2 separate regions of the Homo sapiens genome follow, and region 2 is linked to region 1. A link is an interaction called in ENCODE POLR2A ChIA-PET data of the cell type or tissue named here. Cell type or tissue: IMR-90. All regions are shown on one strand. Each heading gives the region's core, and the rest is flanking DNA. Links, peaks and the distances in the headings are about the cores only.

Region 1 (15,838 bases), core at 7,238-12,237:
ATAGTAGTCAGGCTGGTCTTGAACTCCTGACCTCAGGTGATCCACATGCCTCAGCCTCTCAAGGTGCCAGGATTACAGGTGTGAGCCACCGTGCCTGGCCTGGTTTATGATCTTTTCAACTTAAAATGAGTTTATCATAAGTCAAGAAGCATCTGTGTAATATTTCCACTATACACATACAGTAGACATGAACAATAGAAAAAAGTAACCTTAAGAGAATATATAATTATAAAAATATTATGAAGTGACGAGTATTGAGATTTTATTAGCTTTATTTATTTATTTATTTACTGAGATGGAGTTTCTCTCTGTCGTCCAGGCTGGAATGCAGTGGTGCGATCTCGGCTCACTGCAACCTCTGCCTCCCAGTTCAAGCGATCCTCGTGCCTCAGCCTCCTGAGTAGCTGAGATTACAGGCACCTGCCACCATGCCTGGCTAATTTTTGTATTTGTAGTAGAGACAGGATTTCACTATGTTGGCCAGGCTGGTCTCAAACTCCTGACCTCAGGTGACCCGCCTGTCTTGGCTTCCCAAAATGCTGGGATTATAGGTGTGAGCCACCCCACCTGGCCTTTATTAACTTTATTTTTAACATAATTTTAAAAATTGTAAGCCTATACAGTTTAGTTTTTTAAATAGCTATGTGCAACAACCAGCTAGCAAAATTCCCGACAATTTAACAATCAGTTCTCAAAAGTCAGTGTCAGCTGGCCCTAATGCACCACTGAGTTTATGCCTTTGTAATGGTTTTCTTATCTTTTCAGTATATTAATCAATTGTTTTTAAATTTATTTCTCTATAGCATACAGTTACCTCTCCTCACATATTGTTAACACATTGGTAATCCATCCAAAATTCACATTGTCTAATTGTAGCTCTCAAACTGTGGTGAAGAAAAGATGACACCTCAGTAGAATGAGATGATGCTTGACATGAGGGATAAATAAAAGGGTTAAAATAAAATGAGGTGAGGGGAGGTCATCAGTATCCACAGGTGGTCAAAGAAAAGTGGTGTCAACACGATTGGGCAGAAGGAGACTGATACAGTTACTGCCTTGTCCCAGCAACACAATTGCTAGCAATACAGTTGCTAGGACAAGGTGGTAACAGTACCAAACTTCCAGTTCCCATTTAATCTCAGCTTTTTTTGTTTTTTGGGATTTTTGTTTGAGATGGAGTTTCACTCTGTCGCACAGGCTGGGCACGATCTCGGCCCACTGCAACCTCCACCTTCTGGGTTCAAGCAATTGTCCTGTCTCAGCCTCCCAAGTAGCTGGGAATAAAGGCGCCTGCCACCACACCGGGCTAGTTTTTGTATCTTTCATAGAGACAGGGTTTCACCATGTTGGCCAGGCTGGTCTCAAACTCCTGACTTCAGGTAATCCACCCACCTCAGCTTCCCAAAGTGATAGGATTACAGGTGTGACCCACTGTGCCTGGCTAATCTCAGTTTTTAAGAAGATACCATTTAATACATCTGTGTTTCTTAGCAATTCTCTGAAGTGCTTCCAAGCAACATCTTACTCTAAACATATATGACCATGAAGTGTCTGTATAATAAGACCAAGTGCCTACATAGAGCCCTTCATGAGATGAGCTCAAAGCATTTTACCAACAGTACCTCGTTAAGTCTTACCAAACCTCTGTGGGAATTGAGGGGGAACATCATTATTTCTGTTTTACTGATGGATAAAGCAGAGGCCTTAAAGCAAACCAACAGTAGCTGAGGCCAACTTGTTTGTCTGCAAATCCAATGTTCTATCTTTTCATGACAACACAATCTTGAACACCAAGTTATATTTTCTGCCTCTATATAGCTACGTGGAGGGTACAGTTTTATCTGAAATATCAATGAATTATTTGAAGTCCTGAATTGTATGATTCTGGTTTTTACCTTTGTTGACCCCCTCACACCTTCTCGCCTGTGTGATTTGCTAGCATCTTATGGTGTTAATACCAAAGACCTACCTAGTTACTTTTAATTGCAATTAAAGTGATTAAAAGTAATTGCACAGCCAGGCACGGTGGCTCACGCCTGTAATCCCAGCACTTTGGGTGGCTGAGGTGGGTGGATCACCTGAGGTCAGCAGTTCGAAACCAGCCTGGCCAACATGGCGAAACCCCATCTCTACTAAAAATACAAAAATTAGCCGGGTGTGGTGGCAGGCACCTGTAATCCCAGCTACTCGGGAGGCTGAGGCATGAGAATCACTTGAACTCAGGAGGTGGAGGTTACAGTGAGCCGAGATCACACCATTGCACTGCAGCCTGGGCAACAGAGTGAGACTCCATCTCAAAAAAAACCCAATAAATAATAAATAAATAAATGTAATTACACAAACCACGATTACTTTTGCACCAACCTAATTATCCAACATAACTCCAGTCTGGCTGTAGAAATAGGGGAGTGTTGAAACCAGAGGGCTGCACCATTCGGGTACAAAGGAGAAGATCAGGTACTGTGGTTTGGTCTCTGTGTTGAGCAGATAACAAAGCTTTAATAATTGCCCAAATAGACAATGGACATTTTGAGCATTTATTATGTGCAAGATATGAAATTTAGTATTCTATACTTATTGGCACATTTAAATTATTTTCACAATGACAATTTGTGGTTGGTATTAGCATTATCCCTGTTTTTCAGATAAAGTAAAGCCTACAGGGTCTGAGTAAGTTTCACAAAGACACAGCTAGTGAGTGGTTTGAACCAAAGGCTGTCCAGCTCTAGGTCCATGTGCTTTTAGGGGCTATTGTCTGCCTTTCTGCTCCATCTTTTAATAACACAGCTGGCCTCTTGGCTATGGGAATTAGTGTAGGGATGGACCTGGCACCCAGCAGAGTCCTAAACCAGGGTTCTCCTAGCTGGACCTAGCAGAAGAACCCTTTCTTCCTTGGTCACAGAGTCATTCGGCTGTTTCCCCGGTAAGGTGGGCTGCCATGTCTACTGCTCTGTGAAGAAAGCCCTCTGTAGGAGGAGAGAATGAAATCTACATGCAAAGAGAAAAGCAGAGATTATGATGGGGAGGCTGGGTGTGGTGGTTCACGCCTGTAATCTCAGCACTTTTAGAGGCCGAGGCGGGTGGATCACTTGAGGCCAGGAGTTTGAGAACAGCTTGGCCAACATGGTGAAACCTTGTCTCTTCAAAAAAATTAGCCAGGTGTGGTGGCACATGCCTGTAATCCCAGCTACTCAGGAGGCTGAGACATGAGAATCACTTGAATCCAGGAGGCAGAGGCTGCAGTGAGCTGAGATCGTGCCATTGCACTCCAGCCTGGGGGACAGAGTGAGACCGTGTCTCAAAAAAAAAAAAAAAAGGGAGAAGAATTCTGATGGCGTTCAAATCCTTGACTTCAATCCCTGACCCTGTTATCTAAACTAGCCTGAGTTCAGCTTTTGCCACTAGCCCACTGGGAGTGTCCTGAGTTACACAGGGTTTATATACCACACTATCCAGCTGCCACCTGTATCAAGTTGACCAGGATAGGGGAGTTCGCCACTGGGTCCCTTGGACTTACCCCAGTTGGTGTCAAATCTTTAAGCAGGTAAACTTTCCCCACAATACAACCCTTCTTCCACTTTTTTTTTTTTTTTTTTGAGTTGGGGGTCTTGCTCTGTCACCCAGGCTGGAATGCAGTGGCACAATCATAGCCTACTGCAGCCTTGAACTCCTGGGCTCACGTGATCCTCCCTCTTCAGCCTCCTGAGTAGCTGGGACAACAGGTGTACACCACCATGCCCCAACCCTTCTTCCACTTTGGAATATACTCTGTATCACACCCATAAGATTCTTCTCCATCTCTTGTTACTTGGCCAAGCCTCCTAATGCAAATACAGCACAGTATGTAGTGACAATGTGGACATCTTAGTGTTGACAGGCATTACTTCATATTCTGACCTCAAGAGGCAGGACAGCAGTCATGGAACTAACAATATGAACAATACGATGACATTCCTGACTTCAGCTGGGGGTCTCCTAACTGTATGATTTCACAGGCCAGATTATTACGATTTTTTTGGATGGGACAGGGGTGGGGAGAACATCATAGAGCTGCCAACTTTTTATTTTGTCAAACAGGGCTAGTAGACTTAAATTTATCCTTCCCCAACTCTTCATTCGTTTACTTAACAGGTCTAGAAAACACTCTTCTGTCATCCCTGAGGTTAAGCAACCTTACTAAGTCACTGGAAAAATATAAAAAGTCACATGAATTCTTCCACTCCACTTCACCTGATACCTTTGGTTACTGTCTTAGTCCATTTGTGTTGCTGTAAAGAAATATCTGAGGCTGGGTAATTTATGAAGAAAAGAGATTTATTTCGCTCACAGTTCTGCAGGCTGTACAAGAAGCATGGCACCAGCATCTGCCTCTGGGGAGGGCCTCAGGCTGCTTCTACTCATGGCAAGAGGCAAAGGGAAGCTGGTATGTAGAGACCACGGGGTGAGAGAGAGAGCAAGAGAGAGAGGAGAGGTACTGGGCTTTTTATTTAACAACTAGCACCTCCGGGAACTAAGAAAATGAGATCTCACTCGTTACCAAGAAGTCAGCACCAAGCCATTCATGAGGGATCTGCCTCATGACTCAAAATACTTCCTATTAAGCCCCACCTCCTAACAACACCACATTGGGGATCAAATTTCAATATGAAATTTATTGGGGTCAAATAAACCATAATCAAACTATAGCAATTACCTTCCAAAATTTAGAGGCAAGTATATGGAGACTGTCAGTTGACCTTGTTGGTAATAATTTTTTTAGTTAGCTGGAAGCTAGAAAGGGCAGAAAGAGGTGAAGAGGAAGCTGTGGCCATGGAGGTTAATGTGGTCTGGGCTTGGGGTAGGTGTGGTGAGTGGAGGTTGACAACAGGTACAGCTTGTACTGCAAGGGCTGGGTAGCACAGGAGCTAAGGGAGGTGGGAGGGCCCGCAGAGCCCAGGTCCTATGCTGGGTGTTCTCTGACGAGCTCTGGAATGAAGTAGGCATGGGCAGTTGTTAAGGCTTTAAATCCCTCGATGTTAGGCCTTGAGGGACTGTGATTTCTCCCCACATCACTTCCCCTTAACCAAGTAGTAAACTACATTTGGCCAAAATTGTGCCTTTAGGACAATAGCCAGAGCAAGACGCAGAGCAAATCTATGACAGCCACGCTAACACTGCACATAGGACCAGACACAGAGAAAAAGCCTTCTCAGTGTGCACAGTGTCTGCATCTAAGCAAAATAAGTCTATCAGAATCTCCTTGAAACTGCTGCCAGGGAAATCTGAAAGCTTCTAGTAAGCAAAGCACAATGAAATGGAAATGAGTTATAGAGTACCCATTACCTCTAGTTTAATGTGCAATTGATAAGCTCTTTTACTTACTGTACCACCTGTTTTATTTTAATGAAAGGAAAAATTAGCTATTAGAGCTTTCGTGGACTCATTTGCAACCATGGTCTCCCAACTGTATTTCTTTGAGATGGCTTTAAGTTCCTGAGTCCCCAGTTCTCTGACTGAGGTAGTGGTGGTGGGCTGTGTTGGGGAGGCAGGCCTTTGATTGGGGAATGTGGTCAGTGACCTTCAAGATGGCCTGTGATGGTCCCCACCTCCTGGTGTTCACCCTTGGTGTAGTCCCCTCCCACACTGTGGCAGAGTTGATCTATGTGACCAATAGGACACAGCAGAACCCAGTGGAGTTTATTTTTAAGATTAGTTCTCATGTTCTCCCTCTCTCTCTCTCTCCCCTCATCTATCAGATCACTAATTCTCAAGCCAGCTCTCATGTCAAAAGGACATGCAGACAGTCTATGGAGAGGCCATGGGGACTCTAGCCAACAGCCAGTGAGGGCCTGAAGCCATGAACACTGTGAGCACACTTGGAAGTGGCTCCTCCAGCCCCAGTCAAGCCTTCAGGTGACTGCAGCCCTGACTTGACAGCAACCTTGTGAGAGCCCCTGAGTCAGCCCCACCTTACTAGTTTCCAGACCCTCAGATGCTGTGAGAGGTCACACACATTTGCTGTGCCAAGCTACTGTGTTTGGGGGTAATTTGTTACACAGCAATAGAAAACGTAATACAGAGAGTACAGTACCCATTACCTCTAGTTTAATGTGCAATTGATAAGCTCTTTACTTACTGTACCACCTGTTTTATTTTAATGAAAGGAAAAATTAGCTACTAGAGCTTTTGTGGATTCATTTTGTGGATTCAGAGGGAAGATAGTATCTTCTTGACTCAAGAGGAGGCCCTCATTACTTCTGCTGGGAGAACTGTCCATGTCCCTGATTAGAGTGGTTGGGGCATTCTCACTTCCTTTGCTAGACTGGGGGTACTGGTGTTTTGAATTAGATACAGAAAGGATTTTGCCTACATTCATTGCTGCATGCCTGTAACCCTTGTCATTTGGAGGCATGGATCAGGAAGCGCACACAGAATCTAGAGGATGATGCAGATCAGTTCTTCTTGTCCCTGTTCCATCTTGGTGGGGGCGGCAGGAAACATTTTTGTGCACTTGTAAGCTTCTGAAACTGGTATAAATGAGAAAAAAATAAGCTTTCTTTCTTATTATAAACACAAAATACCTGTGGTGTAAAAGATAAAAAGGCAAAACTATTCACCACCAATGATTCCACCATCCAGATACAAATACTGTTAACAACTGGAGCATATCATACTCCTATCTAGGTATATATATTTTACACAAATAGACAATATAATAAGTGCTATTGTATGACTTTTTTCATTACATATATTATGAGGCTGTGTTTATGTGACTAATATATCTTGTCATCTGCAATTATAATTTTAAATGGTTGCATGATACCCATTATACAGATGTGTCATAATTTCTTAAGCCAGTCACCTTTTGTTGGATTAAATTTGTTTTTATTTTTGCTATTATAAGGATTGCTAAAAAGAATATGCTTGTAGCAAATATTTGTACCTACCTTGACTTTCCTTCTTATGATAAATTATTAAAATAGAATGGTTGGACTAAAGCATGTATACATTCTATTTTATTTATTTTATTTTATTTTATTTTTTGAGACGGAGTCTCTCTCTGTTGCCCAGGTTATAGTGCAGTCATGTGCTCTCAGCTCCGCTCAGCAACCTCTGCCTCCCAGATTCAAGCGATTCTCCTGCCTCAGCCTCCTGAGTAGCTGGGATTACCGGCGCCCACCATCATGCCTGGCTAATTTTATAATTTTAGTAGAGATGGGGTTTCGCCATGTTGGCCAGGCTGACCTCTAACTCTTGACCTCAGGTGATCCACCTGCCTCGATCTCCCAAAGTGCTGGGATTACAGGCGTGAGCCACCGTGCCCGGCCTAAAGCATATATACATTTTAAATGCATTCCCATATATTACCAAATTGCTTTCCAGAAAGTTTGTACCAGTCTATACTCATTGAAATTTATTAGTGTCTATTTCCTTGTACCCTTGCCAGCACTGAGTAATAATTTTAAAAAAATCTTTCTGGCCTTCTATTTATATGGGAAACATAGGGACTTTTCAAGAAGTCTAGCTTATATTCAAAATTTGGCAGCAGCTGGCCAGGCGCCATGGCTCACATCTGTAATCCCAGCACTTTGGGAGGCTGAGGCTGGAGGATCACTTGAGCCCAGAAGTTTGAGTCTAGCCCGGTCAACATAGTGGGTCCTTGTCTCTACAAAAAATACAAAAATTAGCTGGGTGTGTTGCTGTGCACCTGTAGTCCTAACTACTCAGGAGGTTGAATTGGGAGGATCCCTTGAGCCTGGGAGGTTGAGGCTGGAGTGAGCTATGATTGTACAACTGTATTCCAGCCTGAGCAACAGAGCAAGACCCTGTCAGAAAGAAAAGGTAAGAAGAGAAGAGAAAAGGTAGGAAGAAAGGAGAGGAGACGAGAGGAGAGGAGAGGAGGAAAGGAAGGAAGAAATTGGCAGCAGCTTTGAGGGTGAGCAAGCTCTACTATAATCCAATGCCCAGTCAAGGGTGAGAGAAATGAAGAAATGAATTGACTGTTTCTCCCAGATTATGCTTAGAAGATGACAGGAAGAATGTTGAAAATAATATGTATGTGTTCAGGATGTAAGAAAGATCAAACATAAAATATTCAAATCTCTTGGCCCTGTAATTATACTTCTGACAGTTTAGCTTAAATAAAAATTCCAGTGAAAGGGAAAAGGGTATATACACCAAAAAAGTTTATTAACAGTACTTATTTTTTTTTCTAAGACCTAGGTGAAAACAAAACATTACTTATATTAGGGAAACACTACAAACACTTAACAGAAGAGAAATAGTTTAAGAAACTGGGGTATATCAACTTGAAGGAATATTATACAGTTGTTAAATTCGTAAAGGTTATATAGAAACATGCAAATATGTTTATGATGTAATTAGTCATATAAAGGTTATATAGAAACATATATGTTTATGATATAATGTGAGGTATAAAAAGAAATACATACAATTTTTAGCATTTAAAAATATGTACTAGTTAAATCCACATCAACAAGACTGGAAGGAAATATAAAACTACTAATCGTTGTGAAAGAGAGTGGCATCCTATCTTTGAATTTTTTTTTTTCCTGCATTGATTGCTTTTATTTAGGAAAGACCTGATGTCATATGGAAGCCAAGAAGAAACTCTTGTCCAATTTGTAGGGAAAGCAGAGAGACAGAGAGACAGAGAGAGCTTCAGCTTGGTTTCAAAACAAGGATGGAAATACAGAACAACTTAAGTTACCAGCACACTTCATAACAATTAAAAATCATCTCGCTTCTTCCTTCTGCCAGCATAATTTTGGGCTCACAGGTGGATTGACCTGACCTCCAAGAAATGTGTGACAAGGACTCGCCCCTTACCTCCTCAGTTACAGCACGTTTGGTGTTTATGTGAAGCTGGTGGCTTTCAGTATCATGGTGAAAATTTTCTTTTAGGTCATAATTGCTTAACTACAATGAAAAGTATTGATTTTGGAAAAGGCTCATCTTCCCAAAGAGGTTCACTTCAGGAGGTGAATTAATGTGCTCCAGGGACAGTCATGGAAAATGCTTGGCCACACTGGCCGTGTTCTGTAGCCAGGCATTGCTGAACAGTGCAGAGAAAGGCGCTGGAGGCAGACAGAGCTGGGCTGGAAGCCAGGCTCCACTTCATACCAGAAGTATGAGCCCGGGCAAGTTATTGAACTTCTACAGCTTAGTTTACGTAGCTGTGAAAATGGATGAATAATGCCTGCTTGTGCTGTTGTTAGGGAGGGGACGCCTGCTTGGAGGCGAGTATGCAGTAGGTGCTCAGTGAGTGGTGATGAGATAAAAAGCAATGCTGCTCATTTTCTATATTTCTCTTTTCATACTTATTGAGATTACAATGGAGAGAAGGGACACCAGCTTAAAAGAAAACATTTGCAAATCTGTTTCTGATAAATGGAAATGAGAGCAACTGTAAACCACATGAGTCTGTCCAGGACAGAAGAGAGTGAGTGAAGGAAGGCTTTCTCAGCTGGGTGGTTATGTGAGCAGCGCCTCTACTGCCTCTCTGTTAAGTAATTTATCTGGACATCTTGATTGATAATGATGTGGCACTAAAAAACGAAAAGGCATCACAAAACTGCAAACCCTCTGCTTGCACTGTGGGAATAAAATTGGTCACGAAAAGGTGATGGCCACAAAAATCTGGTGGCGGGGTGGGGGGCGGGGGGTGCGGGGAATAGAAAATCTTACATAATATCTATTCCTGTGTTATTTTTTTAAAATCAGTTTATACAGTCTAATTTTTAAAAACAAAAGCTAGATTTTAGCTCTTCTCAATCCAGTGATTTGAAATCAGCCTGAAGAGAGCAAGGTGCATTGAATTTGCTATGACATCAACCGAATTTGTCAATTTCATTTGGATTTCCAGAATGTCCAGTGCTAGGAGACTCATAAGTTGGAGAGAAACGGCCTGATTTATAGAAACTGAGCGAGACTCCGGACCACCTGATGCAGAGAAACCTGTGACCTGAAAAAGTCTATTTGTGTTTCCTCTAGGAATCTCGGCCAAGAAGACAGGGACAAGCTCCCAACTCTGACTACCCCTTTTACAGGGAAAAAAAAAAAATCCCGTGCCTTCTTTGCAGCAAGTGACAAATCCTTGTCATATCGAGATGGCTTTTCCTCCTCCTCTTCAAACATCTTTTAGCAGCAACAGCAGCTCAAGTAACTGGAATTATTTCAGAGTTAAAATGCAGGCTTTGTAGACCCTCTTAGACAGACAGATTCAATTTCAAAGGAAACTTCTTTGGCTGGGTACTCAGTGAGTGTTACACAGGGATTTGGGGAGTTAATATTCACTGTTTCTGTTGTTGGAGAAAAGGAAAGCAGAGTTGCTCTTTCTCATTACTCTCCCCAACGCACATCTGTTTCCTCTCGTATCTTGGAATTAGGAAGATGGAGGAGACTTAAGTGGTGACCCACCTAGCCTCCTGATGCATGCTGGGCTCACTTTAAAACTCCCAAAACAGATGGCAGTTGATCACGGTTTTAAAGATCCCAGCATAGACTTTCTGCAGCCTCCCTTGTTAGCCACTATCAGCGCTTAACATTCTGTCATCTGAATAACTCCTTAAAAATGATAGCAATGGTAGTAGAAATTTAAAAGGAACCTCCCAAAAAACATGCAAAAGCTTACCACCCCAGTAAATCACCCGCAACAATGTCGCAACAGTTTAAATTTACTGCAGAGAGAGCTGAAGTTTAGGAGACACAGCTTTATAATATTTTTGAGAGATAGTTGAGTGCAAATGAGTCCTGTTCCTCTTGCATCAGGGCCTGCTCCACTGAGTCATCCTGCCTTCAGAAGCTTCCAGCTAAGTGGCAGGCCCCGGCCATAGGCTCCCTGTGTCCCCAGCCTCCAGAGAACACACAATGTTCTCATCGCCCTTAGCTCCATTCCAGAAGGGGCCTGCAGTTCTGCAGCTTATCAGGGGTCTACTGGGAAGTGAGATGTCACTGTCCCTTTCTGGCCCTGCATTGTCTGTGAGTGGCTCTCCTGGATTAAGAGTTGGCAAAGTATGGCCAGTGGCCAGGACTGGCCTGCTGCCTGTTTTTGTTTAACCCGTGAGCTAAGAATAGTTTTTACCTATTTTAAGTAGTTGAAAAAAAAATCAAGAGAAGAATACTATTTCGTGATATGTGAAAAATCACATGAAATTCAAATGTAAGTGTCCATAAATAAAGTCTTACTGGAAGACAGCCTTGCTCATTTATTTCTGTCTCATTCGCTACTGTCTGCGGCTGCCTTCACGCTACAATGGCAGTACTGAGTAGTTGTGACGGGCACTGTATGACAGCAAATCCTAAAGTATTTGCCATCTGGCCCTTCACAGAAAAAGTTTGCTGACCCTGGCTTTCGAGCCTCTCATCACTTTGGGATTCATCTCTTTACTTTCCCCAGAGTGAGGGAGGCAGTAACGTTCCTCGTGAGTGCTTAGTCCTTGCTCCCAAGGCAATAAACCCCCCAAAACCCCTCTCTTTCTGCAGTCTTCTTGTTGGCTTGATAGTGGTAGGGCTGGTTCAGCCAAGGTCACAGTTGGAGGGCAGGAAGGGGGTACAGCGAAGGACGACGGGGGTGTCTTCTCTAGTCCTGTTTGCAGCAATCTTTAGAATGCAAAATAATTAAGAAGAAACTGCTGTTTTTTGGCTGTGGGATGCAATTCGAATTCTGGAAAATTAGAATCAACAGAACGTGGGATGTGGGAGTCCAGGACAACTCCCCTGTTTTGGCTGTGTTTGGTGCCATGTGTGGAGGTGGGAGAGATGGGAGAAAGAAGAGGTTTGGGCAGGGGGAGGGAAGAATCAAGATTCTGCTTTGAATGGACGAAGGTTGTGGTTTGTTGAGAGGACAACTAGATAACTGGCCACTTGAAGATGGGATGGAAGTCTGAATCTGCAAGGAGTCACAGATGAATGGTATGGAAAGCTGTGGTAGTGGATGAGATCATACGAACGGTGGGTGCAGATGGAAACGAGAAGCCATCTAAGGACTCGTAATGGGCTCCTCAACACTTGGAAGTTGGGTAGAGGAAGAAGACCGCATGAGGGCAGGATCCTGAATGTTCCACTCACTGCTATATCCCTAGCACTGGTTACAGTGCTTGGCACACACTGCATGCTCAATAAATTATTTGTTGCCCATATAAGTGAACGTGAATTCCAATGGACTAGCATCTTCCACTCTCAACATAAACAAAAACAACAGCAACATTGCAATTCCCTATCTTCTCTTCCCTGATCTCTTTCTCATTCTGTCTCTCCTTCCCTTTTCCTCTGCCTTCCTGTTGCCTTCTCTGATATGAGTTAAATTTATCAGGGGTGTCCAGGTACCCGGCTATTCTTGAGCATTCCTTATCTGGCTACAACTCTGGGTGACACTGGTTACTAGTTTAGTGAACGAGCCAACATATATTCTTCTTTTTGTCTACATAGTTTTTTTTAATGTTAAACTTGTTCCTATTGCACCTCACTCTTTATGAACTGTCAGTTAATGCTATTTTGGCTCTATTCCTACCTTAGACGGATGCTTGACAACTTGGTGTCATCTGACCTTAATTAGGACATTCTTGGTTAAGACATTGTTGGTGTAAAGAGAGAGATGTTCAGTATGGGGTCCTCTCTGACATGAGTAAGGTCACAGAGGATGTCCCTAGGTGGAGGCTGAGTCATCGATAGGCTGCCTTTTGGGTGATATTATTCAGCTCTTTGTGCCTGCACTTAAGACAGAAGAGAGTCTCTCTTATTTCCTTCTATCTAATTGATGAAAAGTCATTTGTGATGGAATCTAAGGTCAGATTCCAGCACAAAGAGATTACATCTCTTGCTCATTCTTTATCTACATGGCCTATCTACCATCAAAGAAAATTAAATTGGTCTGCCAAGATCTGATCTACACATACCATTGAGATGAGTGCAAATTGATTGCTTGTTTTTGCTAGAGTCACTCTTGGCACAGAAGAGAAGTGGACTTCTATCAATCACGGCCTGCTTGGGAGTTGCGTGGGGTGGGGCGAGGGACGTTAGAGAGACTTGACAAGGCTGGAGGCCATGTTCAGCACCAGGCATTATGCCAAGCACTTGACAAGGATTTTCTCAACTAATATTCACAAATGCCCAGCGAGGTTGGTATGATTACATCTGCTTTCTAGTTAAGGAAACTGAGGCTGAGAAGGCAGAGTGTCATGTTTGAGGTCACACACTGGTAAGTGGCAGAAGCAGAACGGGAACTTCACATCCTTCACGCTGAGTCCAGCAGTTATAAATGTGTGGTATTCCAAACAGTATCGCATTGCAGGGAAGACAATCTTTAAACTCCCAAAGCTTCAAACATAACCAGGATACAGATCACTTCCAAATGTTTAGCTCTGCCCTCTAAAATCCAGCCGACATCTCCAACTGCCTTCTGGACATTTCTACTAGGACATCCTTCTAAAGGCTAGAGCACAATGTAGAAACTCAAATAACCATCTTCCCTTCAAAATCCTGGCCTCTGCTCCTCACTGTCCCGTTTCTTCATGGTATGTCATTCTGCCAAACTTCTCAAAACCTGAGTTATTCTGAATCTCTCCTCAGAGATTGTATCCCTAAAACATTTCTTATCTCCATCTCTATCTCCATTTTCACTATCACTACCATTTTGGCCTTTGTCACCTAGGGCTGGGATGACCAAAACAATGAAACATATCTTTCCCCAGCTGTCACAATTTAAACGCTGCTTCATCAAGTCAGAGCCTTAACTATGGGCCTCAATTTTGTCTGAATATTGGAATCACCTGGAGAGTTTAAGCAGCACTACAAATTCTCTATGAATGCTCTCCCCTTTCAGCATTACCAGGGTCATATAAGATGTGTTTGTATCTGGGAGACCAATGATGTCGTTGTAGGTTCTGGAGGTCAGACATAGTATCTAAGCATTAAGAAGGCACGGCCCTAGTCATACTCTTGTTTCTTTGGGCTGGATGAAGGCATGTAGGCTTGGCTGCCAATAAAGAGTCAAGTGGGAGAAACTTAACAACATTGCACGTTTCACTTTTCATTATTCCCCCGAAGGTATCTGCTGTGTTTTCCAGTGACTCAGCAGGTGGTAGTGCCTCCGTGAGGCCTCTGACCTTTCCACTAAAGGGCTACGCTTCAGACTTGTCAGCTTCTCATGTTAGGTCTTCTGCAGCTTTCTTGGAGCTTTCTTCCAGAAGACAGCTAGTTGGTTGGCAAATCTGGTCAATTATCCCAGAATATAATAGCTAAGTTTCTTAATTTGCATTCCATATAACACTAGTACTATGAGGCACTCTACAAAAAGGAGAATTCCATGGCCAAATAATCCTAGCAAATCTCTTGGAGTGGCACTTTAGCATGTTAAAGGCTTTGAGAAGATCTGCATTGCAAAGGTTTATTGATTTAGTTTGTTCCATTATTTTCCAAACGTATTTCACCATGGAACTCCTTTATTTTCAAGCACCATTCTAATAGAGCTAAGAGGCCAATGTCTGTGAGATATGATTTCTGATCGGTTAAAGCATGGGAAAATGGCTGCTGATAATATACGTCAATTGTAACAAACATCCTAATTTCAGAGACATTAAAATGTGAAAGCTTGTGCATCTTAGTCTTAGTTAAATCCAGCCATACAAAGTCACTTCCCTTGGGACTAGGGTTTTGTGGAACACCTGCGGGGAACTGCTGAGCAAGATGGCTCTATTTTAACAGGGGTGTTCTGGATATGACCAAACATGGGCAAGGTGGTAGAAAGGGCAGGCAGTGGAGGCACTGGAGGGGAGAAGGGATTTCCAGCAGCTGCCACTGCTCTGTGTTCAAGAGGACTGGCCTGGGAAGGAAGGAATGATGTCTTCATTGCCAGCAGCCTGGGCTCTGGTGGGCAGAAGAGTGTGATGACTCCAGTCCCCCGAGAAAGAGCCTTCTGGCTTGCCAGGTGAGAGGTATCATGAAACAGAAGAAGGTGCATATATGTTGTCATCAGGTGGCAGGGGAGGGGTGGTGGTGAAGAAGCTGATGGGAAGTGGTGTTGAGCCCCAGCTGTGCCCTATTGTGGTGGTGTGAATTTGAGGAAATATATATATATATACACACACACACACACACACACACACGTACATATATATTTACACAAATTTCTTTATATATATATATATATATATTTTTTTTTTTTTTTTTTTTTTGAGACAGAGTCTCACTCTGTTGCCCAGGCTGGAGTGCAGTGGCATGATCTTGACTCACTGCAGCCTCTGCCTCCTGGGCTCAAGTGATTCTCCTGCCTCAGCCTGCCAAGTAGCTGGGATTACGGTTGCATGCCACCATGCCTGGTTACTTTTTTGTATTTTTAGTAGAGACGGTTCACCATGTTGGCCAGGCTGATCTCGAACTCCTGACCTCAGTTGATCCACCTGCCTCGACCTCCTGAAATGCTGGGATTACAGGCGTGAGCCCCGCACCCGGCCAGTTGAGGGAGTTTCTTAAGCGACCTGAACATCCATATCTTAGTACATCAGTCGAACTACCATGATGATAACGATCAGACAGATTCTGTTTATGCTGTGTATAATAGAAAGCTGACTACGGTGGTGGACCCAAGTAAGGTCTTTTTCTCACACTTCTCAGGAAGTCCAGAGGTAGGCATTTTGGGGGGTGCTGGGAACATCTGTGACTCAGGTTGCTTCTTTCTTCCTGCTGCTTTCTCGAAGTGAAGCTTTTGTCTTCACACTGGCCTCTTCGTGGCCACACGATGGCTGCTCTACCTCCCACCTAACTCTGCATTCCAGGCAGGAAGGGAAAAAGGGGAAGCTCCTATACTAGGAAAGCAAAGCCATTCCCAGAAATCTCCAGC
Region 2 (15,838 bases), core at 5,257-10,256, 170 kb after region 1:
AGTGGAAGACAATTGCTCTTGCAGTCTGGCTCACAAGTCTACACTCCTCTTCAGGAAAGGCCTCCAGGGAGTGAGGAGTCTGTAGCAACTGAGTGGCCCCAGGAAGCAGGGCTAGTGTGGACTGGCTCCCTCTTGAGTTGTGGTGGGGGCTTGCTTTCCCAGCATGCTCTCTTGGCTGTTTTGCTAGAGTCTCCCTTTGGGCACCTGCGCCCTAAATGTAGAGAAAATGCCCATAAGCTACTCTGCATCCCTTTTATAGGTCCTCCCAAGAAACCTTGGAGTTCTTAATGCAAATAACTTCCCAGCTCTTGAGAGACATATGTAGATTAGGCCCCACAGTGACCCCATGCAAGAAACCATATCCATAAATAATCCCAACTTGAAGACCCGCCGGGGTCAACCAGCGAACCATTTGATTAAGTAATGCATTGAAATGCAGCGAGGTCCCATGTCACGACGGGAATGTAAATCTGAGGGGGAATGGCCGGAAGTAAGTGGAAACTTCTTGTGTTTGTATGATGATGATACTTGGTGGTCGGAAAGGAAATTATTTATTTGGGAAATCTCCGCAGTGGCATTATGAGATCACCAGTATATTGTTAATGGTTTCTGTGCTCGTGCTTTTTAGTTTAGCATTTGCTCTGTACCTAAAATTTATAGGACATGCTGTGGTGGCAGGTTTGCCTGGTGAGCCTAGTGAGGTGGGCCAGCAGGTGAGGCCAGAGTGAATGAAGCTGTGGCCTCAGAGGGGAGGTTTGCCCCTGGGCCTTTTAGGGAGAAGGGCTGCATCCTGGGCTGCGGGACCAGACAACTCAGAGATCCAGCCCAAACATTCCTGACCACATCCTCCTCCTGAGTCCGTCCTTGTTCAGGTTTCTATGGTGGCACCTGTTTTGTTTCGTTTTTTTCGAGACAGAGTCTTGCTCTGTCGCCCAGGCTGTAGTGCAGTGGTGAGATATCGGCTCACTGCAACCTCTGCTTCCCGGGTTCAAGCAATTCTCCTGCCTCAGCCTCCCGAGTAGCTGGGACTACAGGCACCGCCACCATGCCCAGATATTTTTTTGAATTTTTAGTAGAGACAGGGTTTCCTCATGTTAGCCAGGATGGTCTCGATCTCCTGACCTCGTGATCTGCCTGCCTCGGCCTCCCAAAGTGCTGGGATTACAGGCATGAGCCACCACTCCTGGCCACTATGGTGGCATCTTTACTGTGGGGCCCAGACTTCAAACTTCTGCTGTCCGTGACCCTCCTAACCCAGGCCTTCTCCTCACAGTAGCCTGAACCCATGGGCTCAGGCAGCAGTATTAACCCCACACCATGCCTCTCTGCATAGGGGCTTGCCTCTCCTTCCTCATCCATGTCGCTGGCTTCTGCATTTGTCCAGCACCTCACCTTTGGGATTCATCTAGTGGGCCTCTCTAGTGTTGAGCCTTGACATTCGCCTGGGCCCATCTGTACCAGCCCTTGGCTGCTCCTGGTCATCGCCCACCCTGGTAATAGCCTCTTTGACCTGAGCCCCCACTGGATGCTCCAGCACCTCCTCCCTTCTTTTCTTCCCCTCATCCATCCTCACCCATGAATAGTCACTGCAAGAATCCGCTTAGCATTTCCATGACCCCACCTTGGCAGAGGCCACCATCCTTTGCATCCTGCACACCTCACTATATGCATGGCCTTCGTGCTAAAGGACAGGATGGCACGTTGATTAACAGGAGGCTCTGCAGCCCAGCTGCTGCCCAGTTCGAATCCTGGCTTCACCGGTATCTAGCTGTGTGACCCTGGGCAAGTTAGTGAGCCTTTCTCTGCCTCTGAGGTCCTTATCTATAAAATCTAGATCATAATTGTAGCTCCCCTACAAGGCTACTGGGAAGAGTAATGAATTAATCTATATAAAGTATTTAGAACAGGGCCTTACACACAATAAGTGGTAGGTGTTTACTGTTTTGCTAAGTTAATCTTTAAGAGGTAAGCCAGCTTGTAAAAGCTCACCTCTGTCCCCTGTAGGAATACGCTATTGCACCATGCTTAGCATGCTATGGCCACCCAGCCTGAACGCGAAGGCTAACATCAAAACCAGGTTGAATAGAGGTGATGGGAATTCTGGATGCTTTTCTGTCTAATTTTTGAAGAGTGATGTCTTCCCTGAAAGAGTTAAAGTTAATATTAGCTCCTGAAGCAGATGGCTCTTGAAGAACAACCAATGGAAGAAATGCCTTCAAAGACTGGGTGGCATTTTCTCAAATTCTCAATCTCCTGTCAACCAACTGGGGAATCTTCACTCCAGAGCTCTTCTGAGTGGGTCTTTCTGCAGCTGGCTTGTCACCACAGCACAGGGCTCCTTGTCTCTCAGGGTTGAGCTGTTGCCTCTCATTCTTAGCCACAGGTGGCCTCTCCACCCTGCTAAGGATGTTTGTGTTCCTTGCAGGAAAGACCTTAATTTATTTTGCAATATTATTGTGCTTCTATTTAGTTTCTTTTCTCCAGCAGAAGAGGGAAGAAAGAAGTGCTTCAAAGCTGCATGTCACCACTGAGAACAGACAAATTCCTGAGACAGGCCCAAAAGTCACAGCCGGTGGCCTCATCACCTGGAGAGCCTGGCCTCTCTGGCTGCCAGCCCACCTGTGCCCCCACCCTTGCCCATACACTGGCCTTTGATCATCCACACTCAGCAGGATCACACAGCCCACCTTCCTAACACTGCTGTGCCAGGTGCTGCCTGCTGCATCTGGGGCTAGTGGCTCAGGCTTCAGCCCAGGACTGTTTCTTGTGATGATGGAAACACCTGGCTCTTTGTCCCTAATTGTCCTGGCCTCACGGCAGGAATCTCAGCAGACCATGTCCTACAGCTAGGATCATTATGGAGTGATGGGGACTAGGACAGAAAGGCTTGGAAGAGGGAGGGGTCAGTGCTTGCTGGGGGGTAGGAGCGGCGGGGGATGGAAGTAGGGGGAGGATCCGAAGAGGCTTCCCCGGAAAGATGATGCTGGGCTGAGTTTTCAAAGATGAGTGGGTGTTCACCAGCGGACTGCAGGGGAAGGGCGTGGAGAATTGCAGGTAGAGGAAGCACTTGGAGCAAAGATGCGGCAGCACAGGGCTATGCACAGGGTGAAGGGTGCAGTGAGGGGTGAGAGGGCAAGGGGTATCCCACACTCCGGGGGTGACTCTGGATGGCACCCCAACCCTAAAGTGCAGAGCTGCACTAAAAATCATTCACTCTGGCTGGTCCAACAGGCCAGGTTTTGGTCCAACAGGCCAGGTTTTGCCTGCAAAATAACCAGAAGCCTCCCGTGACAGACCCAGGGGTGTGCTGGAACAAGGCCATCTTTCAGGTCCAGGAGGAGATAGGCCAGCATTGCTAGGCAGGCAAGCTCTGCACAGAGAAGGCAGCTGGAGGACGCTCAGAGGAAAGCCTCGGCCTGAAGAACAGGCAGGCCTTCTGGAGGGAGGTGTGCCATCGAGTCAGGCCCACCCACCTGTAGGATGAGCCAGGCCAAGTGAAGCTAAGTTTACCCTCCCTCAAGGCAGGAATTTCAAAGAACCATCCTGGACAGGTCCTCTGTAGTGTTTAATTACCCATTATAATCCATTAGCTAGTTAGACATTGATATTTAATTAATTAAGCATTTATCAAATGGCATCTATATGCCAGGCATTGCACATCCCATAGGGGATTAAAGAAGTTGTAAAACATGGTCCCTGTTCCCCAGGAGCTCAAGGCTGGGGAGATGGATCCATACACAAGTGCTACCAGTACCATGTGATCTGTGCTGGAGCCACAGCTGTGGCCACAGAGAAAGGCAGACACTCTCTTTGCTGGCAAGAAGCTAGGGGTGGGAAGGGCATAAGAGATGCTTCTGAGAAAGAGTATCATGGAGCCGAGTCTTGGAGTGTTAGTAGAAATTTAATCAGTGGAAGGGTGTGAAACAACCTTCAAGTCAGCTACAACAGCTTTTTCAAAGGCATGAAGTTATGCAAACCGTAGTGTGTGGGGGGAGCATCTAGTAAAGGCTTGTTAATTCACAGCATGTCCCATCACTCCCCACCTCCCAAACCCATGGCCGATGAGCCAACCAACCACAGCAATCTCTCCTCTTCCTCCTCTGCAAAGGGTTCCAGGCAGGTATAACAAATCTACAGAATCAGTGCTCTTGGCCATCCTGGGATTCACATTTTTGTGTTGCTACATTAGAAGGCAGGAGATGATGTTGGGAGAGTCGTCTGGGGCCAGTACATACTGAGCCTGTGTCATTCTGAACTCCATCCTTCTGCTGATGACAGCCCCACCCACCTGCCCCTCACCTGCCGGTTAGCACAAACTTCAGTCTCCCCAGGATTGTCTCACCGTTCCTTGTCTCTCTTCAGATCCATGCCTGCTTCTCTTGCACATCTGAAGTTTCTCCAGCATTGATTTTTTGGGGAAACATTCAGGCTCTTGTCAATAGACACCAGCTCTCTTCTTTAGAAACCACAGGCCTGAGCCTCTTGGTATTATATATGACATGCAAAGCAAGTACTCTAAGGTAGAATTATTCTATGGTGAACTATTGCCACACTCAGCTTCATTTAAGAAAACGTTTGCAATATTGAAACTCTGGAAACTTATTAATCAACCACTGGTCTTTGATTCTCTACATAAAAGCTTGCCCCAGAATGGCCTATATAAGGGTGTGTCGCCCACCTCTGAAGAATGTGTAAAAGAACCACCTCAAGGCACAAAAAGGTAAAAACTGGCTCCTGAGAGGGCAAATCTCAACTCCAAGTGGTACGACACTAGATGATGTTATAATCCTATCCTTCGAAACTTCTGGTTTGATAACATTAAAAAAATGGATGTTCTCTTCAGGTGAGCATATGTTCTGCAGTGCCGAGTGACTTGTGATGACATGGTCTTCCTCTCATGTGCCAGTAACCTTTCTCAGGAGGAAGCAAAACCTGCTGTCCAGTTATAATCAGAAAGTACAGCTCAATATTCATACCCAGTATACATTTTGCTAAATGTTACTGGTTTTGGCAACTCTCTTCAGCATCCAGGAGGACTGTTTAAATCCCCCTAAGCAGGTTAACTTTTCTGAAGGTGTATTTGATGACCAGCCCATTTTAGCAGGTCACATAATGTGGCCATTCAAAACCACACATTTTAGAAACCATGTTAAAGCTCTCCTAGGCCTTGTCTTGTCTCTACAGGGGAAGGCCTGGGGTTTTAACTGGGCACTTCAGCACTTGGACATATTCAGGAAATCGTTTCCTGAGAAAAGTCTTGGCCCTGCGTCCAGGTTCTCCTCTAATCCACCCTGGGTGGAGATGAGATGATCTTTCATCCAGGCTGGATGATCTTTCATCCAGTAATTGACTGAATTATATCAAAATGTAATTGGCTCTTCAGTTTTCACAAGAAATTTGTAATTTTGCTTCCTACAATCATTGCCAGCAAAGCTTTGGGCCTTCTTTTCAGTCAATCACCCAGAATACCTGCCTGTCAAGCAAGTCACCTGTTGTTATCAGACTTTTTCTAACTCCTGTGTTGCATGAATAAACACAGCAATAAGGAAGATGAGTTTCAATAAAGAGCCAAAGGGCCTGATAACCTTTCTTTCCTCTAAGTGGCTCTTGGAGATGAGGGGACATACCCTTTCCCAACAATGGAGTCTGGGGGAGGTGGGCTTGGAAAAGGAATATTTAAATTTATATAATTTCATTTTTGCAAAGTGAAAAATGACCTATCATTTTTAAAAATAAAAACTGCAGAACGTGAAGCTCTGTGGATTCTTCTGGCAGATAGAACTAATGGAATTGCAAAGCTCATCCTTTGTGCATCCCCCATGAGTGGGCTGAGCTTCTTATGTTTATCAAGAAATAGGGCACAAGTTTAAAGGATGGTGCGAGATGGCTCTAGACTCCCTAATTAAACTCTACTCCGGAATGGGGAGACCAGACAACATGCAAATAACAGTGGAAACTTCCTTCTAGTTGAGCCGCATTGGTACCAAATAGTAAAGGAATAAAGCTTGGTGTGACTCACCATTCAGAAAGCTGTATTGGAGAGCATCAAGGAAGATGGTAGCAGAAGTTCAGAGAGAGGTGCAGCAAGGAAATTGCCAAAGCCAGACACCAGGGAGGGAGATGTGGCTGGAAACCCAGTGAGAACAGCTGGGCTTTCCTTGGCATGCAATAGACACCACCAAGGCATTAGTGCTCAGCTCACATTCTCCTCATTCATTGGGTCACCCTTATGTGTAGTGTGTGAACATCTAACATCATGCCAACTTGATCACCAGAAAGCTACCTACCCAGGCTATGCTGTACTGGTTCCCCAGGGAAATCCCATCAAAGACCTACAAATCCTTGGCACCCTTGACTTTGAAAGAGGATCCATGTAAGGAACAATCATATAAAATCACTATTATATAAAGACCTATATATGACTGGTTCCTTTCAAAATGGAGGCCTTATAAATTGATGAACTTCCTTCTATTACATATTGAAAGCTGTACAACTTGTGTGTTTCTTGTTTTGCCTTAGCTCTTAGCTAGATTTTTTGTGCTCAGTCATAAAAGGTATATTGGCTTAGGTTTTTAGATACAACTCTCTCCCAATTTTTATTGCTTTGTAGTTGGTCTTAAAAAAACCTTTAAAAATCGATTTTTATTTTTTATAACTTTTCATTTTCTTTGCCTGTGTCCTTTTTTGGATATAGATGGCGTACCATATAAACAGTTCTCTAGAAATAATTTCACACAGTGGTTTCTATTACAAACTGTCTTACCTAAAGATATCCTTTTCTTTAAACGTGACACTTCCACACATTTAAGATTTAAAAATAGCTCTATACGCAGGTTTTATTACACACACACACACACACACACACACACGTAGCCACAGTCTTAAAAATCCACAAAGATAGGATACTCTAAGCAATATTTTAAAGAAAAGCTACCTTAGCACTTGGATATTCCTTTGAAAAAGACCATTGAAATTCATTTTGTTCAATTCCTTATCTTCGTACCTTAATTATAAATAAGAAAAAAGTCACAGCAATCTGCACTGTGTAGTGGGCGTCTGCTCTGCCCCAGGTACTGTGCCGATGCTCACCCACCTTATTGTTAATCCCCACCCACAACCCTGTGTAAAAGGAATTACTTAACTTATTTCATAGATTAATAAACTGAGGCTCACACAGGCTGGGCGCCTTGACTAAGCTCACAGTTAGTCATTTAATAACCTAATAATAATGTTTTAAATAACTATTATCAGACCTAATCTATCAGAGTCCTTTGAGGCCGTGGTTGTAACCACCTAGTACCCTAATTTTTCTTCTTCTTCTTCTTCTTCTTCTTTTTTTTTTTTTTGAAATGGAGTTTCACTCTTGTTGCCCAGGCTGGAGTGGAGTGCAATGGCACGATCTCAGCTCACCACAACCTCCTCCTCCCAGATTCAAGTGATTCTCCTGCCTCAGCCTCCTGAGTAGTGGGGATCAGAGGCATGTGCCACCATGCCCAGCTAATTTTATATTTTTTAGTAGAGACGGGGTTTCTTCATGTTGGTCAGGCTGGTCTTGAACTCCCGACCTTAGGTGATCCGCCCACATTGGCCTCCCAAAGTGCTGGGATTACAGGCGTGAGCCACCATGCCCGGCTAGTACCCCCATTTTTCTAAGAGATACTTTATTTTTTTTCCTCTCTCTTTTTTCTCTTTCCTACTTTTCCACACTTCCTACTTAGCCCTTTAGAAATGTAATCATAGCCTTTTACCTCCTCTTCACCAGACGCTCCCTACAGGGCAAGTTCATCTAACTATGTGCTTAGAAGCTCCAGAGCAGAACTCTCACCCACCAGGAGGCTGCCTGAAGAGATAACAGCCCATTTACAACCAAAGTATGCACACTAGAGTTTTTGACCACCTTTACAACCTATTTTTTCCCAGGAAGACACCAACTCAACTGGCCAGTAGATAAGGCACTGAAGGGAGTACACAGACCCCCGCCACATCCCACTCACCGGCTCACTTCCACCACTGTGTAGTCCCCACACTTTAAAATTGCCCACTTCCTTTTTTTTCACTCTGTCACCCAGGCTGGAGTGCAACAGCACGATCTCGGCTCACTGCAACCTCTGCCTTCTGGGTTCAAGTGATTCTCATGCCTCAGCCTCCCTAGTAGCTGGGATTACAGGTGCCCGCCACCACGCTTGGCTCTTTTTTGTATTTGTAGAAGAGGCGGGGTTTTCCCATGTTGGCCAGGCTGGTCTCGAACTCCTGACCTCAGGTGATCCACCTGCCTCAGCCTCCCAGAGTGCTGGGATTACAGGTGTGAGCCACTGCGCCCAGCCAAAATTGCCCACTTTCTGCTCCAAAAGTGAAGTGGTACCCATAAAGCAGGAAGCCTGTGTACTTCTTCCCCTAAAGTAGCTTTGGAATAAAAAGTCACTTTCTTTCTACCAGACCTTGCTCTTCTTAATTGGATTCGGAAGAACCTGCAATTCAGTGACATGGTGATTAGCGGAATGCCTGTTGGCCTAGTAAGCAAGTAACCTTTGCAAACATTTATAGGTTTGTGGGGTGTGTGTGCACATGTGTGTGGGGGGATAACTTTGGACCCTCTTGTTATTGCCCCATGATTGGTAGTTCTATTTCAAACTCTGTTTTTCTGCCTGCTTTCTTGGAGCTCCTAATAAGGCGATTGGAGTACAGACTCTTCTGCTTGGCAGATTCTCGTTTCCTCTCACCCCACCCATTTTGTACTTCAATATTGCAGTTTCCAACAGTAGGATGCCTGGTTTTTGGATGACATTAATGAGTTAAGAGCAGCAGATTTATAAACGTGTGAGTTTCTTATTAGGCTAAAAGTCATTTGGTTTTCATTTTTTGTTAACTCTATGTTTAATCATCCTAAAACCAAATTGTCTTTTTCAACCCAAATAAATGATTTCCTTCTTAGATCCAAGAGCTTTCAGGCTTTGAAGATAAAAGGACAGGCTGTTTCACAGCTCAAAACTTTCCATGACATGTTGCAGAGACAGGAAGCGAATTTGCAATCCTGGGCGCATTCTAAGAGGTTCATTCCAGAGAGAGGTATCTGATTCAAAAGCAGCGACCCTTGCTTCCTAAACTGTGAAGGACACCCAACTGCTCCGTAGTCCTCCTCAGAGTCAGAAGTGAGCGTGCAATGGCGCCGCACTGACACCAACACCCCCACTCGGCAGAGCCTGTGGAGGATGCACTGAGGAGCTAGACTACGGCCAACCACGATGACGTCATAAAGGGAAGGGTAGCATCCGCTTGGAAAATGGGACACAGATATTTGTCAGCAACACTAAAAATTAAAGGCCTCACACGGAAAAACTGGGTTAAAATACAAACTTCAATGTATTATTGTTTTATCTTCTCAAGGAGAACTGGGAAGTAATGATCCACACATTTGTCATGCTCAACAGAGCCTTAAGGGAAGTTAACACAGAGCGTTAAACACCATCTATTAAAGAATCGCATTTCACAATAGTGAGTAAAAGGAAAAAACCTTAGCAAACGAAGGAGGCCATTCTTCCCCCCAGTTTATTTTCATGCTCAAACTAATCTATTAGTTACAAGAGGGGAAGAAAGACAAAAGTTTTTAAAATTTAGGTATAATAGAATTGTTTTTCTCTTGCGACATACTGTTTTAAGTCCCTTTATTCAGAATGCCACCTTACAGTGATGCAATACAGAGGACGCTAACACTACACGCCTTCTTAGTTGTCAGGCAGGGACCCTGCGAGTCTTTTAGCCCTGCAAGACTACAGGGCCAGGTTTAGACAATATATTCAACTTTTAAAAAGTTACTGGACACAAGCAAAAAGGTGCCAATTCCCAGTTGAACCATTTTTTTTAATGGTCACTTGGGCCCCACCTATGGACGTCCTTCAGGAAACAGGCCTGTGAAGAAACCACCTGTGCAGCGTGTCGGTGAAAGAGGACAGAGGGCATCGTGGATGTCATTCAGCCTCCAAATGGAAACCTATAGATATGACACATGAAAGTGTCTGGACTCACACAGCCTCACTCTAGTGACTTCCGCTGGCCACTGGACTTTTCCACTCAATGGACATTTACGAAGTACCTAGTGTGGCGGAAGACTGTCTTAAGCAACTGTCGGGTATGTGGAAAGGGAAGAAGACCAATTCCACTCCTTTAGTGTTTGTAAGAGACTAGCGTTGCACTTAAATGCATAATGACCCTTACATTAGCATAATTAATAGCACTCTTGTCACTTGCTAGAAATGCATCTATGTAGCTATTGAAGCCTTAAGCTGCTCACAGCTATTTGAAAGGTACAGCTAGGAGGCTGCCATGCAGGTGTGCCTAGCAGCAAAGGGTGAGGTTGCTGGAGTCAGACCCCTGGGTTCATGTCCCAGCTTCACTGCCACCTTGCCGCTGCAGGACCAGGGCAAGTTACTTGCCTGATATTTCTCCCGCTGGCTCCTTTCTTGTTAGGGCCAAGCTACCTGGAGTCTGGACTGCCGGGCCCCCCGGCTCTACTCTCTAACCACCACCTATGGACTCCTGCCTGCTTCATCTTCATCAAACACCTCTTGGCATGCACGTCACTTTCTCTTTGGCCCAAAAATATTTAATGGCCCCCATAATGAAAAGTTAAATTCATTAGCAGGTTTAAATTAATTAAACAGGCAAAAAATAAAATTCACTAGCAAAGTATTTAAAACCCTCCCAAATGCGTCTCCTTTGTCTCTCCCCTGCCCCTTCTCGTTACCTTCCAACACACTGCTTTCTTTCTGACCTTCAAGCCTTTCTCAGTTTCTCCTCTCCCTAAAGTCTTGCCTTCCTGGAGCTCCTTGGCCACCTTGAGGACAGCCCCTGCATCTTAGAGCAGTGACTGCTGGCCTCACTTCCTTGACTTTGATTTTAGTTTTCCTGGAAACAACGTTGTCTTTTTCTACTTTCCAGCCCATTTCTCCTCACTGGACACTTGAGCTTCTTAGGAACCAGGCCGGTGCCTCCCATGCCTCCCGCCTTGCCTCCTGGCATCTCCAGCACCCACATAGCACCGTGTGGTCTCAGGCAAGGCTGCTGCTGGTGGGCTGTGTCCCAAGAGGTGACCGGGGCACTCACAGAGAATGCAGCTCGTGTACTCAGACAGGCATGGACTGGCCTTGTCTATTTTACTCTGTGAGCAGGTCTGAACCTGGAAATGCTCTTTTCTTTATTTTAGTCTTGAGAAAGATTCATTTTGTTGTGAATGCTGTCTCTACAAAGGGAGAGTCCTTGTTGGGACTAGGATAAAATTATCAAAATTAGTCCCAGAAACAGCAGTAATTTAGGAATGCCTTACCTTATCCTGAGGTCGTTTATTCAGCAAAGGTTGATGTGCCTTGCTAGTGAGAAGCACCCTGCAAGCTATTGGAATCACCGTTCCTGTCTTCCAGGACTGGGAAGAGAGGCAGATAAATGCATGGACATATTTTTTTCCAGAGTCAGAAGTGCTGCAGGAGCATAGGCACGTGGTGTGGGTGCCCCCGGGAGAGACACCTCACACAGTCAGGAGGGTGCAGGGAAATTTCCTGCGGAGGGGCTGTCTCAAAAGATGGACGGGAATCAGTAGAGAAGGGGAGGCAGAGAGGCTATACCAGTCAGAAGGAACGGTGGGTATGAAGGCCGGGAGGTGAGAAGAGAGCATGGTGCACTCTTAGAAACAACAGAGGAAGTTTAGAGCGCCACACGCACGAGGGTGGGGTAGGTGGTGCAGGGGCCGGATTATAAAAAACTGGCAATGCTGTGTTGAGGATTTAGACTCAGAATAGAGTATTTTGACAGGCAGCCTCTGAGACAGCTTCTGGGAAGTGTTCCCTCCTCTTCTATTTTTTGGAAGAATCTGTGAAAGATTGATGTTAATTCTTCATTAAATGTTTGGTAGAATTCATCAGTGAAGCCATCTGGTCATGGGCTTTTATTTCGTGGGACATTTTTTGATGACTAATTCAACATCTTTCTTGTTATAGGTATATTCAGATTTTTCTCTTTCTGAGTTTCAGCAGTTTGTGCGTTTCTATAAATGTGTCCATTTCATCTAGGTTATCTAATTTGTTGGCATATAACTGCTTGTAGTATTTCCTTCAAACTCTAGTTTTGCAAGTAATGCCCTTTCTCCGTACCTGATTTTAGTAATTTGAGTCTTCTCTCTTTTTTTCTTGGTCAGTTTAGTTAAATGTTTTGTGATTTTGGAGATCATTTGGTTTTATCGATTTTTCTCTATTTTAAAAATTCTCCATTTTATTTATTTTCTTTCTAATCTTTATTATTTTCTTCCTGATGCTTATTTTTGGGTTTAGTTTGTTTTTCTAATTTCTGAGGATGGAATGTTAGATTATTAATATGAGACTTTTCCTTTTTTCTTAAAAATACATGTTTACAGCTACGAAATTCCCTATAAGCACTGCTTTAGTGCATCCTTCATTGTTGCTATGTTGTGTTTTCATTTTCATTCATCTCAAAGCATTTTTAAGTTTATTATGGGAATTGGCTCACACGACTTTAGAGGCCCAGAAGTTCCCTGATAGGCTCTCTGGAAGTCAGATTCTGCTCCATCCCCTGGGCCTGTTGTTGTTGCTGTTTGTTGCTATTATTTTACTCAGGGATATTTCTAAATATCTTCTGTAAAGTCTATATTCTTTATCATGTTTAGCCACTGAGCTCTCTGCTCAATCAGCTCAGTGGTCAGTTAATGAATGGACAGAGGTTTCCTTGAACGCCAGTGACCAGTAAATCTCCCAGTCCTTGGAAAGCTGCTGTGTGTGCACGTTGGACACTCCTTCAACACTCAGCCAGGCAGTTGAAACTGTGCCTTAGCTTTCACTTTCTGGTTTTACAGAGCCCCAAGATCAGCCAGAAGTGAGCTCTTGGGGCCTTCTTAGGTCTTTTCTGAGCATGTGCACAGCCCTGGACACATGCAGAGTCCTACACATGCCCATGACCTTCTAGATGCCCAGAAAGTGGGTGAAGCTTGTCTAAGACCCCATGGAGAGCTCATTCCCCAGATTTTACTTTTATGGTTTTTGATCAGCTTATTGTCTGCCCAACTGTGATCCACAGCCTTAGGCAGCCACAAAGCACCCAGCCAGAAAGTTAAACAACAGTCTCTAATTTTTTTATTTTTATTTTTTTACAAACACCCCTGGAGAAAAGCCTTTTGCACTAGGTGAGCTCTAAGTCAGGTCTAATAAAGATGACCTTATAAGTGCAGTCTTCCAGGGGACTACTAGAGAGGCTAACTAATGACGATTCCATGGGAATGAGGCTTTAAAGGACCCCCGACTCCATTTCTCTCTCTCTGATAGCTACCAGGCTGCTGTCTTTTACTGTGATTGTTAGTTTTCTAGGGAACCACCACGTGGGAGATAGGGAGATAGGAATAGGGCAAGTTGAAACACCACAAAGTTTGCTGTTCATACCAAGACTCAGCCATTTTAATTAAATAAAAGCTTCCCGGATTATTCCAAGCCTTTGGTGGTTAACTTTCAGAGTTCTAGAAAAGTTGATTTTGACATTTTTTGCCAGTTTTCTTGCCTTTTTTTTTGAGGAGAGAATTTTTTGATTGTCAATTATTAATTGGTCAATTATTAGTCCATTTGGATGATCTGTTATCAATCAGTTTTATGTTCAGAGGATCACTCTGGTCCTAGTATGTGGAAGACACTGGGGTTTGAGGAAGGCTGGAGTGAGAGGATTGAGTTGGGAGTTTCATGGTCAACAGGCAACAGATGATGGAAACCTGCACTGAGGCGGTAGCAGCGGAGACACCACCCAGACAGTTCAGATGTGCCAGATGATTACAGCTTGCCAGGTTCTGTGTTCAGTGCTTTGCTTCCTCTTTTGTACATCATCGTACCTATTTTAACAATGATAAAAGTATTAATACCTTGCCCAAGGTCACACAGCTAAAATGGGGTTAGAGCAGGTTTTGGAATCTATATTTGTGTGACTTTAAAATCCATGTTTATAATCACTACCCTGCATTTCTAGATGCAGGCTTAATGACTATAGTAAAAAAATTATTCATTTGACAAACATTTATTGATGACATGTTATGTGCAGGTACTATTCTGGGGGCTGGGGAAATAATAGTGAACAATATAGAAAAAAACTGGCCAGGCATGGTGGCTTACGCCTATAATTCCAGCACTTTAGGAGGCCAAGACAGGGGGATTATTTGAGGTCAGGAGTTTGAGACCAGCCTGGCCAACATGGTGAAACCCCATCTCTACTAAAAATACAAAAATTAGCCAGGCTGGTGGTGCATGCCTGTAACCCCAGCTACTAGGGAGGCTAAGGCAGGAGAATCACTTGAACCCAGGAGACAGAGGTTGCAGAGAGCTGAGATAGTGCCACTACACTCCAGGCTGGGCAATAGAGTGAGACTGCATCTCAAAAAAAAAAAAAAAAAAAAAAAAAGAAAAAAACTCCCTGTTCTCATGGTGCTTACATTCTCATTGGCAAAGGCAGACAATGAAAAAGATATATATGTGTGCGTTATCTTATGTAGGGTAGTGACACATGTTAAAATACAATAAGGAGAGAAAGAGGGCATTGGGTGGGTGTGGGTGGATGTTTGTATTAGTCCGTTTTCACACTGTTGATAAAAACATACCCGAGACTAGGCAAATTACAAAAGAAAGAGGTTTAATGGACTTACAGTTTCACATGGCTGGGGAGGCCTCACAATCATGATGGAAGGCAAGGAGGAGCAAGTCGCATCTTATGTGGATGGTGGCAGGCAAAGAGAGAGCTTGGGCAGGGTAACTCCTTCTTATAAAACCATCAGGTCTCATGAGGCATATTCACTATCACGAGAACAGCACAAGAAAGACCTGACCCCCAGGATTCAATTACATCCCACTGGGTCCTTCCCACAGCACGTGGGAATTCAAGACGAGATTTGGGTGGGGACACAGACAAACCATGTCAATGTTTAAATAAAGTAGCCAGGTAAGGCCTCACTTGAGAGCGATGTTTGAGTAAGGACCTGAAGTCGGGGGAGGAGTCACATGTATATTCAGGTGAACAGTATTGCGGGCAGAGGAAGCAGCAAGTGGGCGCAAAGGCCCTGAGTGGGAACAGCAAGGAGCTTGGGTGGTGAATGAAGCTGATTGAGCGCAGGGGAAGAGTCTGAGGAGATGAGGACAGAGAAGGAATGAGGATTCAGATCCCTCGGACCTTGCAGGCCACTGACAGGAGTTTGACTTTGCAGAGCAACGTGATTAGAAGGATGACTGATTTTTGTGTTGAGAACAGGGAGACAAGGCCAGAAGCTGAAAGGCCAGGCAGGAAGCTGTGCAGTAATCCAGGAAAGAGCAGTAGCAGTGTGGCCAGAAGTGGGAGCAGCAGCAAGGTGAGAAGCAGTCAGCCTCTGTAGACTGTATTTTGCAGGTGGAGCTTACAGGATTTACTGAGGGCCTGGAGGTAGGGAGTGTGGAAAGAAAACTGTCAAGGATGACTTCAAGTTGTTGGGCTTGAGCAACTGGAAGGATGGAGTTGTCCTTGCTGAGATGCGGCAGAGTGGGAGGAAGAGGTCTGGGGAATTGGAGCAAGGCTGAGTCTGGGGCTGTTTCGCTTGAGTTACTGATTCAACATCCTCACGGAGCTTCCTAGTAGGCAGATGTATAAACAAGTCTGTCGTTGAGGGAAGGCATGAACATATAGATGGCATTGAAAGCCATGAGTCTGGATGAGCAGGAGTAGGCGGGACGAGAGGACCCAGAAATGACCAATACCAGCCTCCTGGTTCAGGGTGTGAGGGTTGGACAGCATGGACGAGAATACTGGAGAAGCACAGCCCTCTGTCCCTCCTCAGCCT

The links. Peaks named below come from ENCODE experiments on the same cell type or tissue, not always from the same donor. Only the 100,000 strongest peaks of a DNase experiment are listed, where the experiment ranks them.
Region 2: POLR2A ChIA-PET joins it to region 1 with 6 read pairs; 2 of 35 experiments call an interaction of 5 or more read pairs at or near these places.

Annotation. Positions count from the first base shown.
Region 1 is chr13:30,335,624-30,351,461 of GRCh38, reverse strand. It overlaps LINC00426 (long intergenic non-protein coding RNA 426), which reads left to right. Exons shown (of 5, transcript NR_024464.2): 5 at 9,994-11,196. LOC124903145 (a long non-coding RNA gene) reads right to left here. Exons shown (of 2, transcript XR_007063742.1): 2 at 4,294-6,506. Among named protein-coding and RNA genes, the nearest start is that of LINC00427, 24 kb to the right of the region's middle. RefSeq lists an enhancer at 12,388-13,587. In IMR-90, for the core only: no CTCF peak of the experiment used is centred there; DNase peaks (open chromatin) are centred at 9,131 and 10,761; H3K4me3 peaks cover 380 bases; H3K27ac peaks cover 2,674 bases.
Region 2 is chr13:30,166,621-30,182,458 of GRCh38, reverse strand. LINC00385 (long intergenic non-protein coding RNA 385) reads right to left here. Exons shown (of 2, transcript NR_187533.1): 2 at 13,428-13,873. Among named protein-coding and RNA genes, the nearest start is that of LINC00385, 21 kb to the right of the region's middle. RefSeq lists enhancers at 2,177-2,922, 2,923-3,669, 12,837-13,106. In IMR-90, for the core only: no CTCF peak of the experiment used is centred there; no DNase peak of the experiment used is centred there.